Regions from separate parts of the Homo sapiens genome. Here regions 1 and 3 are each linked to region 2. Evidence: chromatin contacts called from ENCODE Hi-C data. All regions are on one chromosome and are shown on one strand. Each heading gives the region's core, a stretch centred on a gene start or an enhancer-like site at or near the end of the contact. The rest is flanking DNA. Distances are from core to core; before and after follow the strand shown. Region 1 holds the start of SS18L2 (SS18 like 2). Region 2 holds the start of EXOSC7 (exosome component 7). Region 3 holds the start of HIGD1A (HIG1 hypoxia inducible domain family member 1A).

Region 1 (4,293 bases), core at 182-2,681, 2.4 Mb after region 2:
AGGTGGAGGTTGCAGTGAGCCGAGATTGCACCACTGCACTCCAGCCTGGGTGACAGAGGGAGACTGTCTCAAAAAGAAAAAAAAAAAGAAAAGAAAAAAATGGGCGTAATACCTGGACTAGATTCGGAAAAGAGACTCAGACTCTATTTTCTCTCATTTTGGTATCTACTTAGGGAGTGCATTAAATTATTATGCACAATTTACCTTTGACTTAACTTGTAAATCCTTTGTTTGTCTTTGTGTGTGTGTCACTAACAGACTGACGGGAAGTTAGAAATGAGAGGAAGCTTAGCAGTCAAATGGCCTGACCCCTTCACTTAACAGAGAAAGGATGAGGCAGGGATCCAAGATGAGAAAGGGGCCATGGCTCTAATCTCCTGAGCTTAGTTTTCTGTGTGCTCTCACCCCCATCCCTGTTGTCATCAGCCGGCATAGCTTTGAGTGAAGGAGGCTTTGCAGTGAGAATAATTCACATTTTGAAGAAAGAGCCACGTCTGACTCCAGGCTCCGCAGTGTACTCGTTGTATGGTCTTGGGCAGGTTGGCAAACTCTTTGAGCCTCTCTTTCCTCAGTTCAAAGAGGGGCTTAACTGCGATCAATCACCCAAGACTCTTAGTTCGAGAAAGCACCGCATCACACAGGCTTCCCCTCTACCCACAGGTCAGGGGCGCGGGGGTGGGGGTACTTACTGCACGCACTCGTTCCCGCGGCCCTTGTTCTGATACTCCACAATACAGCGGATCAGCTGGTCATTCTCCTCAAGGAGCTGAAAGATCAGAGAAAGAAAGGGTCAGTGCAGGCCGGGCGCAGTGGCTCACGCCTGTAACCCCGGCCCTTTGGGAGGCCGATCTAGGCGGATCACGAGGTCAGGAGTTCGAGACTAGCCTGGCCAACATGGGGAAACCCCATACTAAAAATACAAAAATTAGCCGGGAGTGGCGTCGCGCTCCTGTAATCCCAGCTACTCAGGAGGCTGAGGCAGGAGACTCGCTTGAAGCCAGGAAGCGGTGGTTTCAGTGAGCCAAGATGCACCACTGCACTCCAGCCTGGGCGACAGAGCGGGACTCCGTCTCAAAAAAAAAAAAAAAAGGAGAGAAAGGGTTAGTGCAGTGTGACGTCTGGACGGCGGGGGACCGAACCCCATGCCGGGGTCCTGCCCCGGCGCCTGTGCTGATTTCGTGCCCATCTCACCCCGCACCCCGGCTGCTCAGCACCCTTCACAGTCAGCTGGGAGGCCGCTCACTACAGGATGCTTCTCGCACCCCGCAGCCCCTCGGGATCCCGACTTCTCTCCGCCCGCCCGCCCGCCCGCGTGGATGCTCACCCGCTGGATAGTCTCTTGATTGACTTCCGCCTTGCCCCTCAGCCAGTCCGGTACGAAGGCCACCGACATCCCGAGGAACCTCCGGAACCACGACCGCCAAGCAACTCGACCCACGATAGGTGGGGCCTACGCTCTCGAAGTTGATTGGATGCTCCCGCCTACAGGGCGGGGTACAGAAGGGACGTCATTTGTGACTGGACGCGCAAGAGCTATACTCAGCGCTTTCCTCGGTCCCAGCCCCCAGAACGCCGGGGGCGTTTTCGTATCCTTTGCGCTTGCGCAGTCTGGAGAGCGAAACTTGTGGGTTGGGGCTGGGTCTACTGCTGACCTACCTGGCGTCAGCACCTCCAGTGTTAGGCTGTGCATGCTTTTTTTTTTTTTGAGATGGAGTCTCGCTCTGTCGCCCAGGCTGGAGTGCAGTGGCGCATCTCAGCTCACTGCAAGCTCCGCCTCCTGGGACTACAGGCGCCCGCCACCACGCCCGTCTAATTTTTTGTATTAGTAGAGACGGGGTTTCACCATATTAGCCAGGATGGTCTCGGTCTCCTGACCTCGTGATCCGCCCGCCTCGGCCTCCCAAAGTGCTGGGTGTGCATACTCAATCTATCTGCAGGAGCGGTTTGCTCGGCTTCACCCAGCGTGTCTGGCACCCAGATACATGGCTTCAGATCCATTGTCCTCTCTACATCACTCTGTGCCTCCAGGTCTGCATCTGGAGCATGAACATTGGCTATGGCATTGTCTCCTGCCAGGCCAAATCTGCAGGCCAGGAAAACTCTGGTATTAGCTTTACTCTTTGCTGAACGAGAAATTCGCGTTTTTCCACATAGCCTGGACTTATTTGGGGCAGGAATAATGCTTATTAGGTTGGCAACCCTAAAAAGCACTGGTATTTTCTCCATTTTACAGATGACGAAACAGGTTAAGTAACTTGCCCAAGGTTCCTTAGCAAAGCCAGTCTCTGAATACGGGCAGCCTGGCTTTAGAACTCTCACCCTTAACAACCCGGGACTGCCCAGGCACCATACCGCAAAGGTGTTGTGCCGCAAGATGCAAGGAGGAAGCTGGACATACCTTCTTGGGCCACATGGTTACTCCTGGTGACCACTGCAACTGAATTGGTTGTAGTCTTCTAGACCAGTGGTCCCCAGCCTTTTTGGCACCAGGAATTGGTTTCGTGGAAGACAATTTTTCTTGTCTTCCACGGAGGTGGGGGTGGTTTTGGTATGAAACTCTTTTACCTCACATCAGCAGGCATTAGATTCTCATTAGGAGCGCGCAACCTAGATCTCTTGCAAGTCCAGTTCACAATAGGGTTCACGCTCCTGTGAGAATCTAATGCTCCCGCTGATCCTAATGCCCCCGCTGATCTGAGGGGGCAGAATGCTCGGCGGTAATGCTTATCCGCCCTCTGCTCACCTCCTGCTATGCGGTACCGGTCCCCTGTTCTAGCCATCCGTGGTGGATGTGGTAACAAGATTCGTTTTCCCTGGAGTGAGCAGCGGCCACTTCATTTAGGAGGGAGATCTTGGGAACCTACACTCCTAAAAAGGGGAGGTCCCTAGAGCTTTATTCCCCTGAGTGGTGGCCCTGATCCTGAGCAAGCTCATCTGCTTTACTGGGCTTTCTCTCCACAATCCCTTTATTCAAACCTGTGAAAAGGCAGCTTTCATCCCATTTCTTTTTTCTTTTTTTTTTGAGACAGAGTCTCGCTCTGTCACCCAGGCTGGAGTGCAGTGGTGTGATCTCGGCTCACTGCAACCTCTGCCTCCCGGGTTCAAGCGATTCTCCTGCCTCAGCCTGCTGAGTAGCTGGAATTACAGGTGCCTGCCACCACACCCGGCTAATTTTTTTTTTTGTATCTTTAGTAGACATGGGGTTTCACCATATTGGTCAGGCTAGTCTTGAACTCCTGACCTCGTGATCCGCCCGCTTCGGCCTCCAAAAGTGCTGGGATTACAGGTGTGAGCTACTGTGCCCGGCCTGCTTTCATCCCATTTCACAGAGAGGTAAACCCGGTGAGAGAAGTGAGGTAACACCTGAGCTGGGGCGGACTCAGGGCTTCCTGGTTACCAAGCCTGCACTGTTAACTCCACATCAGGCTTCCTCCTCAGGAAAATTCCCCAAAGCTTTCAGAGACACAGAGTGGGCAGAAAAGGAAACATCAGGAGCAGGATACAGGTCTTCCGTAGTTCCACTCAGCCCTATTCCTGTTTAGACAAGTGAGGAATGACAATAACATGAGATGGTCCAGACAACAATCCTCCCACCTGTGAAAGCTTCCCTGGGATTATGGGCATGAACCACCATGCCCGGCCTATACTTTTGTTCATAAAGTTTAAGTGACTTGCTTACCAATCTTATGCAAAATTTCATGTAATTTATATAATACTATATAACATAATGCTACATATGGTATGTATATATACACACAAAGATCTGTCCTGGGTATTAAGTATCTTACCTGTAGGCTTTATGTTTATGGCTCTGAAATGGAGGGAACTGGGACATACATGTTTTGAGGAATAAAGTGAAGGGGTTTTTTTGTTGTTGTTGTTTTTTGATACAAAGTCTTATTCTGTTGCCCAAGCTGGAGTGCATTGGTGCAATCTCAGCTCACTGTAACCTCCACCTCCCAGGTTCAAGCAATTCTCCTGCCTCAGCCTCCCGAGTAGTCTGGGACTACAGGCATAAGCCACCATGCCCAGCTAATTTTTTTGTATTTTTAGTAGAGATGGGGTTTCTCTATGTTGGCCAGGCTGGTCTTGAACTCCTGACCTCATGATCTGTCTGCCTCGGCCTCCCAAAGTGCTGGGATTACAGGCGTGAGCCACCGTGCCTGGCCCCGGTTTTTGTTGTTGTTGTTGTTATTGTTGTTTTTGTTTTTGTTTTTTTGAGACAGTTTCACTCTTGTTGCCCAGGCTGGAGTGCAATGGTGCAATCTCGGCTCACTGCAACCTCCACCTCCG
Region 2 (4,716 bases), core at 1,148-3,647:
CAGTTCAAATGCTATTTCCTTAGGGAAGCCTCCTCTGACCTCCCAGTCTAGATCGTGTCCGTTTTTTCCTTCATAGCATTCAGTACAATTTTATATATAAACACTCAAGTACATTTATAGTTTCTGCATCTTCCTTCTAGCATGAGAGCTATATAAGGACAGGTTCCTTCCTAGCCCCTGAGTCTAGCTCAGTTCTGTGTTGAATGAATGAATACTGAGTCCTGAAGATACAGAGGAGGAATCCTTGACATGGATTTAGGGGAGCAATTCCACCTCCTTAGGGAAGCCTTCAGAGCATTACAAGTCCCTGGAATTCTTTTTATTTATTAAAAAAAAATTATTTCTTTAGAGATGGGCTCTCACTGTGTTGCCCAAGCTGGTCTCAAACTCCTAGGCTCAAGCAATCCTCCCATCTCAGCCTTTCAAAGTGCTGGGATTACAGGCGTGAGCCACAATGCCCGGCCCCTGGTATACTTTAACTTCAACCTCCACTAACTATACCACTTCCTTGGCATAGATCTTACATTACCTTTGTTTTTATTTTATTCACTTTTACTCTCTGTTTGTCTCCCTCCTATCTTTCATTTATTTCACAACCATGTTTTGGCATCCCTGCTGTTTCCCACATAACATGCCAGGAGCTAGATATATGTTGGTAAATAAAATTAACTAATGACCATGGTGGGACTCTGCTGCTGGATAGCTAATGAACTGCCGTGGGAATTAAGGGTGCTGGGGAGAAAGCTCTAACCTTGAGGTTACAGATATATCCATGCCTCAGTGCCACTTTCAGGGATGAAATGTTGAGAGAAAATAGGACACATGACAGAGTCACTACATCATGGTAAGCTCCGGTAACAAAGAAGACCAAAGGTTTTTAAATTTAGAGGAAAACGGTTATCCGTAATGTGTCCCTAAAAAAATACTTTGAGGATAAAAATCACCTGAACAAAGTGTATACAAAAATATAGCAGGGAAAGACATATCTAACTGCTTTTGGGCATTTTTATGCCCCCTCACACACAAATAACATACATGTTACCCTGTAATACACACATATGTCCCACTGTTGTTAATCCTGAATTATAACTAAAATATGCAACTGTGAGTTCTGACTTTATTATCCAGGCATAATATGCTAAATATTGGCATTTCTTCATATATAAAGGGCCCAGAAGATAACGGCAGGTCACGATTTTTAAATGGACATGTCCTTAACTCACGTTGTGGGACTTCAATGATAGCTGGCCGCTTCAATCCGATGGCTACATCACGGGACCACTGACTTTGCAGTTGGTACTGACAGAGGAAAGGCATGAGGAAAAGAGGTAGGAGCTGTCGCCAGAACTCTGCCAAGGATGGGATGAAGAACTCTGATAGGAGGACCACACCGTAGGTTAACAAGTGGAGACACAGCCGGAGGAGGATACAGGGTAGCTCGTTACCAGGTCCAACATTTTTCAACCCTCGTTCTGGAGTGGTCATAACCAGGGATTTAATATAGAACACAGAGGACATTAGGTTATAGCTGCCTAGGGATCTTAGTTCTTCATTGGCAAAATGGAAACAGCACTTAGGCTATCGGCTGCCTAGCCGCTTTTTTTTTGAGACTCGGCTCACTGCAACCTCCGCCTCCCGGGTTCAAGCGATTCTCCTGCCTCAGTCTCCCGAGTAGCTGGGACTACAGGCGTGCGCCACCACGCCCAGCTAAATTTTTTTGTATTTTTAGCAGAGACGGGGTTTCACCATGTTGGTCAGGACGGTCTCTTGACCTCGTGATCCGCCCGCCTCGGCCTCCCAAAGTGCTGGGATTACAGGCGTCCTAGCCGCTTTTTAAAAACCCTTCCCCCTTTATTTGTACGGCAATTTGTATTTTCAAAGTGCGTTCACCTCGCATGCGCCCTCCTAACCACGAGGTGAGGAAAAGCAGGCCAGAAGCCCACCTCCAAACTCCCATTTCCTCGAAGAGAAAACTGAGGCTCGGACAAGATCTGTGCGCGAACGCCGAATGGATGGCCCTGGGGCCGATGCTCTCTCACTAAGAAAAGGCCTCCGAGACTGCCCAAGCTTCCTGCCCGGGTTCGGAATCTTATAGACCCGCAAAACTGCAAATGCGCTAACAGTCCTAAAAACGTCCACGTTGCCAGCTCTGAATTGCAAACGCCGGCAGCAGAACCGTTTAATCACAAGGTAAACGGAGAGTCGCCGCAGCTCGGCTGCCTCCTCACTGGCAAACCCAGGGCAGGCCGCGACCCGCAGGGCCAGGCTGAACCCGGCGGCCGACCCAACGCCGCTGCTGTAGCTACCTGGACGCCATGCACGATGTACACCTTCTCCGCCTCGCTCAGCGTCACGGACGCCATGCTGCCGAGCTGCCCCACGAGCCGCACGTCATCTGCGCGCGTCCCCTCCTCTGGACCGCGCCCCCACGTCCCACCCCCCCCCGCCCCGCGTCAGCGCGTCATCAACCTGCGCGGCGGCCGCTCCTGCAGCCGCGGCCGCCGCCACTGCCGGGAGAGCTCGATGGGCTTCTCCTGCGCGCCGCCCGGTGTCTGGCCGAGTCCAGAGAGCCGCGGCGCCTCGTTCCGAGGAGCCATCGCCGAAGCCCGAGGCCGGGTCCCGGGTTGGGGACTGCAGGGGAAGGCAGCGGCGGCGGCGGCGGGAGCCCCACCGGGGTCTGGGACTGGGGAACTGCCTCCGGCTTCACGGTCAGTTGGGAAGGGAAACTGGGGTAGGGGTGAAGAAGCTGGGGTGAGGCGAGCCTCACGGGCCGGGGGACTCCCAGTGGGAGAGGCGTGCGGCGTAGTTGCTCAGAGCTGGAGTTGACTTAGGAGCGTGTGTGTGTGTGTGTGTGTGTGTGTGTGTGTGAGAGAGAGAGAGAGAGAGAGAGAGACCCCGACTAAGGAGGGGCGGACGTCGTGATTGGCCCGGGGGTGCTGTTTCCCTGCTCTTCTCCCCTCCATTTCTCTAGTCCCTAGGATGGCTGGAGAGGCGATGCAGCCCTCCCTAGGTAGTTCTTGGTGGGAAGGGTCCGGGAATGGGGGACACTAGTCCTAAGGCGTCCCCACCCCTCCACCCAGGAATATCTCTCGCTGGCTCGCTCACTCTCTGTGACCGAACGCTGTCCCATTACCTTGCTGGGACCTCTTGCCTCGGGTGCTTACCAGAGCGTTGTCCCACAGACGGGGGAGGAGGCGCTTGGTAACCGGCACTGGCGAGGTGCGCAGTGCCCGGACGTCCCCAACGCTTCCTAGCGGGAACTGGAAACCCCGGCTTGATGGAAGTGATTACTGGGAGCTGTGAGCAGTTGCCCGAAAAAAAGCCAACCCCAACCCCTTGCGATGGCCGAGTGGGAGTATGGGCATTGGATACCCGGAGAGGATATCTGCAAGGTGAAGCTGGGGTCACCAAAGGAACTCATTAAGGCGGGGCTGACAAAGTATGGTGCAAGTTTTAAAGGAGCCGTGTGGATAAATGGGAGAAAGTTAACCCAAATTAGTTGAAGCAAGGAGGGCAGGTTAAAGCAATTCTGATGACTTTCCTGATGTTCCATTTTTGAGGACCCTCAGCCAAAAAAAAAAAAAAATGGTATTTATCAGATAGTGGGTTCAAATACAGTTTCAGATAACTATTGGGAGCCTACTATAGATAGGCTTTGTGCTACCTTTAGAACACAAGACAAGTAAAACATACTATGCCCAGAGAAGTTCCCTGGGCAGATGAAGGCTCCAGGGCCAACATAACCACAGATCATGGTGGTTAGAGCTATGATGGTCGCATCAGTGGGCACAGTGGGATTGGGAGGTCGTCTGATAAGGTTATAGAGAGGAAGTGCTTGCTCACATTCTTAAGCATTAAACTGCTGAGCTCCAAAATTGATGATCAGTTCTTCGTAGACTGGACATTAGATGTTTCTTATGTCTCTACGTAATTCTCCACAGGGGCACCTAAAAGGAAGACAGCTTGCAGGGTTGGACTTTGCCTTCCAGGGAAACTGAAAGAGGTGAAGCCGGAAGGATTTCCTCCCTAATGAAGGCACAGGTGCCCCACCTGTTGTGGCACTTAGATGTGTTTGTGTGTGGTTGGACGGCTGGGTTTTATGTGAGGAGCTCTGTTGTGATAAGATAACATGAGATTGCTGATGTTATAAATGATATTTTCTAGATGTGCTAGAGATTGCTCAGAAAGGAGAGACCCTGGAAGTGGGATTTTAGAAGCTAGGATATCTGAGGAGACTGAGGATTTAAGAGGTGACAGCAAATGGACAGATCAGAAAGACACAGGAAGAAAAGCCTGAGTTCAGATACCATGGAGTTATCTTTATATAAAGATTTTCCAATGTCTTAAAATATAGAACATGTATTTGAACTGTCCCCCCCTCACAATTGACGGGAATTCCATACTGGACAAGGGTCTGCAGTATTTGCTAAATAATGTTATGAACGATGTCTTATATATTAGGCTAAGTAGGTAAGAGAGATGTAAACAGTAGAATGTTCCTTTTTAAATTGTCTACTAAAACAATGACAGTCTTCACTAATCATTCGGCTTAAATGCTGCCAGAACATTTTTATCACCTTTGCTGTAATAGTGCATTGGACGTCTTTAAAATCCATAAATTCTGAGTTCTTTTTTAGTGTATTGAAGTAATTCAAAGAACATATGATAACCAAAAAAATCAAGAAGTCAAGGATGGCACAGTATTAAACCGTCTTG
Region 3 (4,069 bases), core at 1,554-4,053, 2.2 Mb after region 2:
TGAGGCATATACATTGCCTTCAGAAATGAATATGCTTTGGTCACTGCTGCCATTAGCCTTTGTGTTTACAGAATCAAGAGACTAATGACTTCCGGTTGACCTTCATATTGAAGGCAGTGGGGTTTATCCTATAGTTCCTGACTATCCCTACTTATCTTTTAAACCCTCCAGTTATTGCAGCATTTACATCTTTCTTCATTTACCATTATTGAATTTCTATTGAGCACACAGGCAGCATTCAAGGAGATACCAGGATCATCCAGACAAAATATGTGCCTTCAAGGAGCTGAAAGCTACCATATAATCAAAGTATGAAGTTCTCTCTTTTTTTTTTTTTTTTTTTTTTGACAGAATCTCTCTCTGTCACCCAGGCTGGAGTGCAGTGGTGCGATCTTGGCTCACTACAAGCTCCGATTCCCGGGTTCACGCCATTCTCCTGCCTCAGTCTCTCCAGTAGCTGGGACTACAGGTGCACGCCACCACACCCGGCTAATTTTTTGTATTTTTAGTAGAGACGGGGTTTCACTGTGTTAGCCAGTATGGTCTCGATCTCCTGACCTGGTGATCCGCCTGCCTCAGCCTCCCAAAGTGCTTGGATTACAGGCGTGAGCCACCGTGCCCAGCGAAGTATGAAGTTCTTAATCATCCATAGCATGAAATGTTTCTTACATGTATCTTAATTATGAGATGAACGATTTTCAAAATCCTGAGCCCATGACATTTAGTTCCTATCTGTATGACGAGCACTTGGTAGTCTGCCTTGTTTTGTGGTTATATCAAGAAACTCTAACTTAATCACAGATTTCTCCATGGTGCAGTTGTAGATGCTTTGCATCTGAGGACTAAGCTCTGATTTTTTTTATCATGCCCAAATTCCTATCTAAGGGGTCTGGGGAGTCATGCCCCACAAATAATAAGTTATCATCAAATGGGTTTTATTTAACTCTATATATCGTGACTTACTTTCCAACTTGACTCTGGCATAACATTATAAGACAAGGAAGAAAATAAAAATATTTTACCCCAAAACATATTTCTTTGCCATATCTTGAAATGGCCATACAAAGCTGTCCTTTGCGGGGAAAAATTCTCATCTGTAAAGAATCCCTATAACATAGCTAGATCTTTTTCTTCCAGGCCCCCCAATCCTAAAGAGATTAAAAGTCTAGCACCTTTCAAACATCTGAATAGGAAACATTTGTCATCTATTGTCTCTAAAGGCAGCCACTACAAGACTTCAAAAGAACCTTGGTCTCCACAATCTTTTATCTTAACTTGAACATTCCCTTTCTGTTGATCCCAGGTCTTCAGACAAACTCAACCAATTATCAACCAGAAAATGTTTAAATTTACCTATAGCCTGGAAGCCCCCTCCCCTCTCGCCTTTGAGTTGTCCCCCGTTTCTGGACCAAACCAATGTATTTCTTAAATGTATTTGATTGATGTCTCATGCCTCTCTAAAATGTATAAAACCAAGTGTGCCTGGACCACCTTGGGCACATGTTCTCAGGACCTCCTGAGGGCTGTGTCAGGGGCCACGGTCACTCACATTTGGTTCAGAATAAATCTCTTCAAATATCTTAGAGTTTGACTTTTTTCGTTGACCCACCAATTGGCCGGATTATTACTCATTATTTACTTGACAAACACATTAGGAGCCCTGTCCCCGGAAGCTCGCTGTCACGAGGGGCCTCTGACATCTCCTTCTTGAGAGAAAGGTCGCCTGGCCTGGGTGAGGTCGTAGTTCCCGCGACCCCGTGCTTGCAAGTACTGGCTGCCTCCTACTATAGTGTAAGCTCCAGGAAGGATCCCGCGGGGGACCTGACAGCTCACGGTCCTGGCCGACAACCGCCCTGGGAGCGGAATGGATGGAGCCCGCAGTCGTCCCGGCGCACTGGGCAAGCTCTGCTCCCACTGTGGCAGGCCAGATCTCCATTAGCAACCAGAGCAGCTCTCACCAACGCCTCACTGTCATTCTGATGCATGTATAAGTTAAACATTGGAGAAACTGGTGCCTTAGGAGAAAGGCTAGAATGTAAAGACAAGTCCATTAGGATCCCGCCTGAGCTTTTTCAACCCCTAGAGTTTAATTAAAATAATGGAGTTGTTCTTGCACACCTTGTACCAGGACCCACTTTAGATTATTTCCAAGGCTCTGAAGCAATTGTCTAGACACCTGACCCTATTACCGTTAAAGATTGGCTTGAGTGAAACACTTTGGCTTTCGACTTGTAAATGCACTGAATGTATTTAAGCACTAGAAAAACTTGTATTAATAATTTTGAGTTGGTCTGGTGAGTTACTCCGACCTTCTCCCTGTAACCTGTTGCAGAAATAAACTCCGTTCTTTCCCAGTCTGTCTGCATCTCGTTACTGAACGGCGAGAACAAGCAGTCGGACCCGGGTGGGTCGGGGAACACAACCTCACCCGCAGCCGAAACCCCTCACCCGCATCCCTTCCCGGCCCGTGAGGCGTCCGCAGGCGGCGGCGCTCGGGACACGGCGTTCGCGGTGCTCGCCTCCGCTGCCCGAGGGGAAAAGGGCAGGAGAAATCTGAGGAGTCCTTGGGCCAGGAGCCAAAGCCCCTCAAGTGCCCGGGCGCGAACCCCAGGCGCCGAGCTCTCACGTCTGTCTCCGCCAGTACGCTAGAGCCGGGGTAGTGGGCCAGCACTCACCGGCCCAGCCAATCCAGGACCCGCTCTGCACTGCCCCACCCGCCGCGCACACGCACGCGTCCTTTTGCGGCCGCTGGCCTCTGATTGGCTGGGACGGCTGTGGGTGGGGAGAAGCCGGGAGGACTGGGTGCGCCTGCAGGGATCGGAAGCCGGTTGGGGTGTGAGAGGTTTTCTCGCTCTAGGTAAGCGAAACAAGCCGGGGGACTGCGAGCCAGGGACTCGGGCCGCGGGGCGGGAAGAAGTGGGGCAGCGCTTGGCCAGGCCGAAAGGACTTTGGGGGTGGGGGCTGGGAGTCCGTGTCTCGAATGAGGGAGGAGAGGTGGAGTTGCCGGGGCTCAGGCCCGGCCTCGAGCATGGGCGGATGAGAGGAGTCGGGAGCCGAGGCCTAGGGTCCTTCGGGTGAGGGGAGACGGAGCCAGCGAGGAGATGGAGCAGAAGCTTGTGGAGTGAGTTGCCGAGCGGGGAAGACTCGCTGATGGGGTGGTAATGAGAGACGGGGGCCAGGAGGGTGTTGACTGGGCCCGACGGCGGGGAGCGAGGAGCGGGAGCTTCCCCGGAGCTTGGAACATTCTGAAGAGCGGGCTAAGCGGCAGGCGAGGCGGGATAGGAGAGCGAGCGCTCCGGTCACGGAGTCACGACAAGGTCACAGGAAGAGAGGCGGCGAGGAAGGTCGGGAGGTTGAGGGGAGGGCGTACTAGCAGAGGACCTTCCAGTCCTGGTCTTGCTTTTCTCCCCGACCTGGTGTTTCCTCCACCCTGGGAAAGTGATAAGGCCTAGGGTCCTGTGTAGTGCTTCTGTGACCGAATTAAATTTTTCTCCTGCCGAGTCGGCGGGTTAGAGATTACAAAGCACAGCGTAAGGGCAGAATTAGGAGCAGCCGACATGATGCAGCAGTGATATTCGCCTTTGTCTTAAATTCCCGGAGTGGGAAGCAGCTATTTCCCTCTTCGGAGTAATCCCCACGACAGGGATCCCTGCTTCCGGAAGTACAAAGGCACTTTGGAGTAAGACAGGTTTGGATGGAAAGTTCTAACAGGTTGAAGCGGTGACAACCTGGTCATGAAGCTCCAGCATGACACACATATTTGGAGTCCTGTATACTAGGAGTTCTCTTTGTGCACCAGAGTCACTTGAAGGGGCTTCTTAAAGATTCCTTGAGCTCTGCCCCAGACCACCTGAATCCGGATCTCCATGCTGGGGCCTTGGCAGCCATTTTAAACAAGCTGATGGGCGACTGATGCAAAATCAGTTTGAAGCCAGCGTTGCTTTAGATAGTAATTCCCGTGACAAAATGACTGTGAAGAAAGATCCTTCATTCAACCTGTTACGTCTCCTGATGCTGGACGGCTCATCTTCCCTTAATGCCTCTTTAGGTTCCCTGTGGAAAGGTCTTC

Evidence for each region. A loop is a pair of places that touch in the nucleus more often than their neighbours do. Pooled maps may share reads with other maps.
Region 1: a loop to region 2 is called in a map of posterior vena cava, with 10 times the contacts of the local background. The contact joins the promoter of SS18L2 here to the promoter of EXOSC7 in region 2. A Hi-C loop is called at or near these places in 2 of 168 maps with a recorded cell type or tissue (naive thymus-derived CD4-positive, alpha-beta T cell and posterior vena cava), 1 of 37 single-sample maps with no recorded cell type and 13 of 50 pooled maps.
Region 3: a loop to region 2 is called in a pooled map, with 13 times the contacts of the local background. The contact joins the promoter of HIGD1A here to the promoter of EXOSC7 in region 2. A Hi-C loop is called at or near these places in 1 of 37 single-sample maps with no recorded cell type and 7 of 50 pooled maps.

What each region holds. Positions count from the first base shown.
Region 1 is chr3:42,587,998-42,592,290 of GRCh38, reverse strand. It overlaps SS18L2 (SS18 like 2), which reads right to left and starts at 1,431. Exons shown (of 3, transcript NM_001370300.1): 1 at 1,325-1,431; 2 at 690-766. The coding sequence starts at 1,393. It also overlaps a transcript of SEC22C not described here.
Region 2 is chr3:44,973,925-44,978,640 of GRCh38, reverse strand. It overlaps EXOSC7 (exosome component 7), which reads right to left and starts at 2,397. Exons shown (of 8, transcript NM_015004.4): 1 at 2,307-2,397. The coding sequence starts at 2,363. It overlaps ZDHHC3 (zDHHC palmitoyltransferase 3), which reads left to right and starts at 2,467. Exons shown (of 7, transcript NM_001135179.2): 1 at 2,467-2,708. RefSeq lists silencers at 2,431-2,500, 2,621-2,720 and an enhancer at 2,943-3,487.
Region 3 is chr3:42,803,224-42,807,292 of GRCh38, reverse strand. It overlaps HIGD1A (HIG1 hypoxia inducible domain family member 1A), which reads left to right and starts at 2,803. Exons shown (of 4, transcript NM_014056.4): 1 at 2,803-2,857. RefSeq lists an enhancer at 969-1,766 and a silencer at 2,628-2,847.